Regions from separate parts of the Homo sapiens genome. Here region 2 is linked to region 1. The links are chromatin loops, found by intact Hi-C in ENCODE. Cell type or tissue: CD4-positive, alpha-beta T cell. All regions are shown on one strand. Links, peaks and the distances in the headings refer to the core of each region. The heading gives the core; the rest is flanking DNA.

Evidence for each region. Hi-C counts contacts between places; a loop is a spot of excess contacts. Peaks named below come from ENCODE experiments on the same cell type or tissue, not always from the same donor. Only the 100,000 strongest peaks of a DNase experiment are listed, where the experiment ranks them.
Region 2: it touches region 1 in a loop (3-fold over the local background); 44 of 110 quality-filtered maps call a loop at or near these places.

Annotation. Positions count from the first base shown.
Region 1 is chr9:129,961,983-129,964,890 of GRCh38, reverse strand. The region is part of intron 4 of FNBP1 (formin binding protein 1); the gene reads left to right. Among named protein-coding and RNA genes, the nearest start is that of FNBP1, 80 kb to the left of the region's middle. In CD4-positive, alpha-beta T cell, for the core only: no CTCF peak of the experiment used is centred there; DNase peaks (open chromatin) are centred at 570, 1,340 and 1,660; H3K4me3 peaks cover 1,769 bases; H3K27ac peaks cover 2,500 bases.
Region 2 is chr9:130,029,942-130,032,849 of GRCh38, reverse strand. The region is part of intron 1 of FNBP1 (formin binding protein 1); the gene reads left to right. Among named protein-coding and RNA genes, the nearest start is that of FNBP1, 12 kb to the left of the region's middle. In CD4-positive, alpha-beta T cell, for the core only: no CTCF peak of the experiment used is centred there; DNase peaks (open chromatin) are centred at 1,509 and 1,947; H3K27ac peaks cover 1,464 bases.

The DNA of each region.
Region 1 (2,908 bases), core at 257-2,756:
CTTATGTTTTTTTCTACTTTTTTTTTTTTGAAAGGGCTGTTCTCACATCAGTGCCATATTTTGCTCTTTTAACTGTTAATGGTTTAATATCTATATAAATAGCAAAAATGAGCAGCTGTTGTACCTAATTGCAGTGTGAATACTAAACATTCTCATAGCATTTGTGTGAGTTTGTCTGTTCTGTCTGTGATTTCTTGCAGTTCAGTAAAATTGTCTCAAAAGCTTTGCCATTGTCGTTTTTCTTAAAGTTAATGCTTGCTTATTTTAGATTCTCTGTGATTTTTTTTTTTTTTTAATCTCAGCCACCTCTGTTCACTGGGAAATTTCTTTAAAAAATTTGAAGGGTGATTTGATCTGTGTAGACTTTTATTTCAACTAAAAAGTTGAAATAAGTAAGTGTAGCTGTCACCCCAGAAACTATTAGGGTTTGGGTTTTTTTGTTTGTTTGTTTGTTTTAGCTTATTATTATGTTTTAAAAGAAACTAAAAGCATCTTATGACAGCAGAAAGTAAGAAGCATTTCTCTGGGTCTCTAGAGATGGCATTTCCTGTCTCTTTTCTGATAGGAGAGAAAGGAGCTGTGATGACTTCATTCTATGGCTCCAAAAGAAGCACTTTTTATCTTTGTCCGGAGAACAATTCCTCCTTCTTTAGTGCTTGCAGGCACACTTTTTAGACACACACTTGCTCACTGTCCAGAAAAGAAATGTTCGGCCATTGTTGGTAAACAACAAATACATCTGGCAAAGCTGGTTTATTTGTTTAACTTTGTAACTGTTAAAATAGCTTTTCCGGTGAAAGCAGCGAAGATAGAGCTAGAAACAAACCCCAGCTATTCAGGTCATGGTAGGCACAGAGCACAAAGGAGGGCTTTTGTTCCCTCCCTTAATTTCCTGAAGGATCCCCCAGCACGGATAGTTTTTCGTATGTTATGGCCAAATAAATGATAGAGGGACAGGTACTGTGAAAAAGGCTGGGGCTGGGCATGGTGGCTCATGCCTGTAATCCCAGCACTTTCGGAGTCTGAGGCAGGCATATCACTTGAGGTCAGGGGTTCGAGGATAGCCTGGCCAACATGGTGAAACCCTGTCTCTACTAAAAACACAAAAATTAGCCGGGCGTGGTGGCGCATGCCTGTAGTCCCAGCTACTCAGGAGGCTGAGGCAGGAGAATTGCTTGAACCCAGGAGGCGGAAGTTGCAGTGAGCCGAGATTGTGCCACTGCACTCCAGCATGGGTGACAGAGACTTGTTTTTTTAAAAAAAAAAAAAAAAAAGGCTGGAAGGAAGGAAGATGGGCATCACCCACAATCTCCTAAGCCCCATGAAATGGTACGATGATAATTGCAGTTTTCAGGTAGTGGTTTAATAATGTGGGGAGAGGTGTGGCTGAGCAGTCTTCATGAGAGATAACTTACCAGTAAATTCAAGGTGCACACCGTGCCTTAAACACAAATGCATATTTATTATATATTTACACTAAGGAGTGGCAAGGGAACCACTCTATGGATTTTTCAATCAAAATCATCCCTCGTGTTTTTAAAATAAGACTTTTTTTTTTAAGACTCTTGTCTTCAGAGATTTATTTTATATGAAAGTCAGGTGACATGTCCCAGGCAATGCCTGTCATTGTCTGCTGGGCTTCTGTGCATTTCCTGTCTCCACCCACAGCATTGCCCCAAGCTGGAGGGAGCTTTCACTTTGTTAAAACATTCACTTTCAGAGGTGCTGGAGAGATAGATCGTCAACCTCGAGTACAGCTCTGAATTGGTGCTGGGGTTTTCTCTTTTTGTTCCTGTCTTTGAATCTCAAAGTAAAACTTTTGGGAGCGGCTGCATCTCTTCAGCAAACTGCGTAACTCGGTGCTCCGGCTTAGGAAATGGGATCTTTCTCTTCGCAGAGAAGTCACCCGATAAAGACTTTCAGGACCAGAGGTGCCTTCCAAAAAGGGCACAGTTGAGCCCAGATGGTTTGAAATTGACGCTCTGGTCTCTGGGGGGTCCTCCCTGAAAGCGTGGCTTTCAGAAAACCCGCTTGTATTTTCTATACGTTCTCCACTAAGGTCCAGAGTTTCCCTAACCCTGTCCTTGGCTCTACTTCTTAATTCTCCCACAGCCTGGATCCCTTCTTTTCTGTTCTATCCTTATGTCCATTACAAGAGCTGAAAAACGAAGCCCCAAGGGGCTCCCCCTGGGTTTGCAGAGACCAAAAAATTGCTGGATAGATAAAACTGACTGCAAAGAGGCGCTTAAAACAGTGAAACTCGACCTCAAAAGAGAGACAAGAAAACATTCCCTTATAAAGGAGCACTGTTCTAAATCTGATGTTGTCTCTGCCTTCCCAGCCTTTCCAGTTGTCAGCTCCATTTTCTGACTCCGCTAAATCCTAGGTTCTGACGAGGTACGGGAAAAGCTCCGAGGCTCTACCTAGTGGACCTCTTTGTTTTTATCCTTCCTTCACCTGACCTTCTCTGCAGTGCACCCCTAACACCAATGCTTACCTTGTGAGCCAGAAAACAGACAGCACATTCAAACTCAGTAATTGAAGGAAGGTCGGTTATTAAAAGGAGCATTTACAACGTGGCGGATAGAGTTTAGGAAAAGCAGTGAGGATGGTTCAGTACCCTGGAGCAAGTCACAGTGGGGAGCTGATGTTGCCCCCAGGCCTCACAGGGCTGGAGGAGCCTTCCAGGAATTTCACAGATGAGGAACTTCTGAGGTTAGCTGCATGCGGGGCACTGCCTGACTGGAGCTGTGCCCTTTGGTCCAAGGACCCAGCCAACCTGTATCATCTCAGTGAGGAGAAGCTGCAGGTACAGTTTCCTGCCCTCTGATCACTCAGAACATCCTTGTGGCAAATCTCATCAGAACCAGAGGGCAAGGGTTCATGAGATCCCTGCATGTCAGTCTCT
Region 2 (2,908 bases), core at 165-2,664, 68 kb before region 1:
ACTAATCATACTAATTTTTAGCAGTATACTTGGGCCTTCTTAAGATTTAAGTTTTTTCTAGGGGGAATTAATTTTCTTTGGCTATTATTACCACTTTAAAAAAAAAAAAGTTCCACTGAAGTCACATTATTTCCTCACCTAAAAAGCTGGATATTTGCTGCTTGAAACATCTAATGAATTATTCTGCCTATCAGCTTAGTTTGGGATTGATTTCTTCTTGGCAGAGATAATGAAGAGGTTTAGAAGTATTTGCATTGGAACAGATATGGAAATTTCTGGAAATGTTTGGGCAAGGACATTTAGATTTCATAAGTGTATATGTGTATGTAAAATATATTCTTCACCATGACTGACTTTTAAAATTTACATTTTACTTATTGGCCAGGCACGGTGGCTCATACCTGTAATCCCAGCATTTGGGGAGGCCAAGGCGAGAGGATAGCTTGAACTCAGGCGTTCAAGACCAGCCTGGGTAACATACTGAGATCCCATCTCTACTAAAAATTAAAAAATTACCTGGGCATAGTGGTGCATGCCTGTAGTCCCAGCTACTTGGGAAGCTGAGATGGGAGGATCACTTCAGACCAGGAGTTGGAGGCTGGCTGCAGTGAGCTGTATTTGTGCCATTGCACTCCAGCCTGGGTGACAGAGCAAGACCTTGTCTGGGAAAAAAAAAAAAAAAGTTTATTTTAACTTATCCTTAAAAATAGGCTATTTACATTGTTCAGTTTCAAAAGTAAGGTGTACGTGTGAAGTCTCCCTGTCATTCTAGGAGAGGTTTAGTTCTTGTTACGGCCATTTTTGGCAAGAGGAGTAGTGGTGGTAGTGCTCAGTGTTTATAACTTTGTACATAAAAGGAAACCAAACAAAATTGTAAAAATTTCATCAGGCCAGGCGCAGTGGCTCACTCCTGTAATACCAGCACTTTGGAAGGCCGAGTCGGGCAGATCATGAGGTCAGGAGTTTGAGACCAGCCTGACCAACATGGTGAAATCCCATCTCTATTAAAAATACAAAAAACTTAGCCAGGCATGATGGCGCTCGCCTGTAATCCCAGCTACTCGGGAGGCTGAGGCAGGAGAATCGCTTGAATCTAGGAGGTGGATGTTGCAGTGAACTGAGATTGTGCCACTGCACTCCAGCCTGGGCAACAGAGCGAGACTCCCTGTCAAAAAAAAGAAAGAAAGAAAGAAAGAAATTATTGTGTAATAAGGACTAAGGTAGGGTAACTCCATGGAAATGTGTACAGGAGTGTAACTCAGGTGGGGAAATGGCATCCAAGTGGAGTCCTGAAGGACTAGTAAGTTTTACAGGTGAAGTGGGGTGTTCAGAAGGGTGGAGGGGATCTGGACAGAGCCTTCCGGGAAAAGAAGGAGGAAATGGTATGTCCAAAGGGTCATGGAGGGCACAGAGCTCTCAAATGATGAGCAGGTGATGGAGTTGTAATAGGAGCCTGAAGAGGCAGACTATAGCTAAAAACCATGTGAGGACTATGACCTCACCTTGAGAGCATGGGAAATACCCTTGAACTGCTGAAAGCAGGTACCTATGGTGCCAGTTTTCAGTGTGGAGAAGGATGGAGAGGAGCTCGGTAGCTTCAGGCCACGCTGGGCCGATTGGCTGACTGGATTACTGGAGTGGGTTTCAGTAGAGAGCCTTTCTATCTATTGCATTTCTCAACCTGTTTATATGTGGGTGGAATAAGGCTAAAATGGATTGCTGGGGAGCCTTGGACATTCAAGGGAAGGCCTAGTAGTGAACAAAGAAGGCCTAGGAGCCACCCTCTGCCTCCTCCCACTTCAAGATGTTCAAGGGGGAGGCATGTTCCCTGCTCTGGCTTGTGGGGTAAATCAAATATAGGCCACAGGTCCTTTTTTCCACCAGCTGGGTGCAAAACCTAAACCTACCAGCACTTTATTCTTGTCCTCTCTGTCTCTGCTCAGATGATACAACCTTGTTAGGGTTATCAGGGTTTGTTCCCCAGCTCTTTTAAGCTAGCAAATTTCTTATTTTCAATATGCCTGGAGGTGACTCACACTAACCTAATTCCCAAGCCTGTTGAATAAACCAGAATGAATTTTAAACTTATAGTGAGAAGTATATTCATAAGCAGACTGAATATTCATGTTGGCTGATCCGTACGTTCTCGCCCTGTAGGCTAATCTGGGTGGAAAGCTAAATTCTTTATAGCATTTCTTGGAGAGCATAAAATGAAAATAGGATTGGATGAGTGTAATGGCTGATGACAATGGGAGCCCTAGGCTTCTGCCTCCTCTGGAGGACAGTCTACGTTACAGTTAGAATAGAGTCTGTTTTATAGATGCTGTGTAGGTGATTCCTTTCCTGTTAACCCATTCTTTCTTTAGGCAGACTATAGCACAGTTAGTTATGTTTAGATTTTTTTTTTTTTTTTTGGAGACGGAGTCTTGCTCTGTCACCCAGGCTGGAGTGCAATGGTGCAATCTCGGCTCACTGCAACCTCCGGCTCCCAGTTTCAAGAGATTCTCCTGCCTCAGCCTCCTGAGTAGCTGGGATTACAGGTGTGCCCCACCACGCCCAGCTAATTTTTGTATTTTTAGTAGAGGTGGGGTTTCACCATGTTAGCCAGGCTGGTCTTGAACCCCTGACCTCAAGTGATCCACCCACCTTGGCCTCCCAAAGTGCTGGGATTACAGGCATGAGCCAGTGTGCCTGGCCCTGTTTAGGTCTTTTTAATTCCAATCTCTATTCAATCTTTCATGCCTGCGATTATATTCAGGTACCCAGATTGAATGCTGGATATTTATTATCTCATCACTTTCTAGCATTCCCCAAATTGGCAAGTCTGAGAAATCTGTAGTTTTTTTATGTGTAAGAATCTGTAATTTTTGTTTGTTTGTACTCCATCACCCAGGCTGGAGTACAGTGG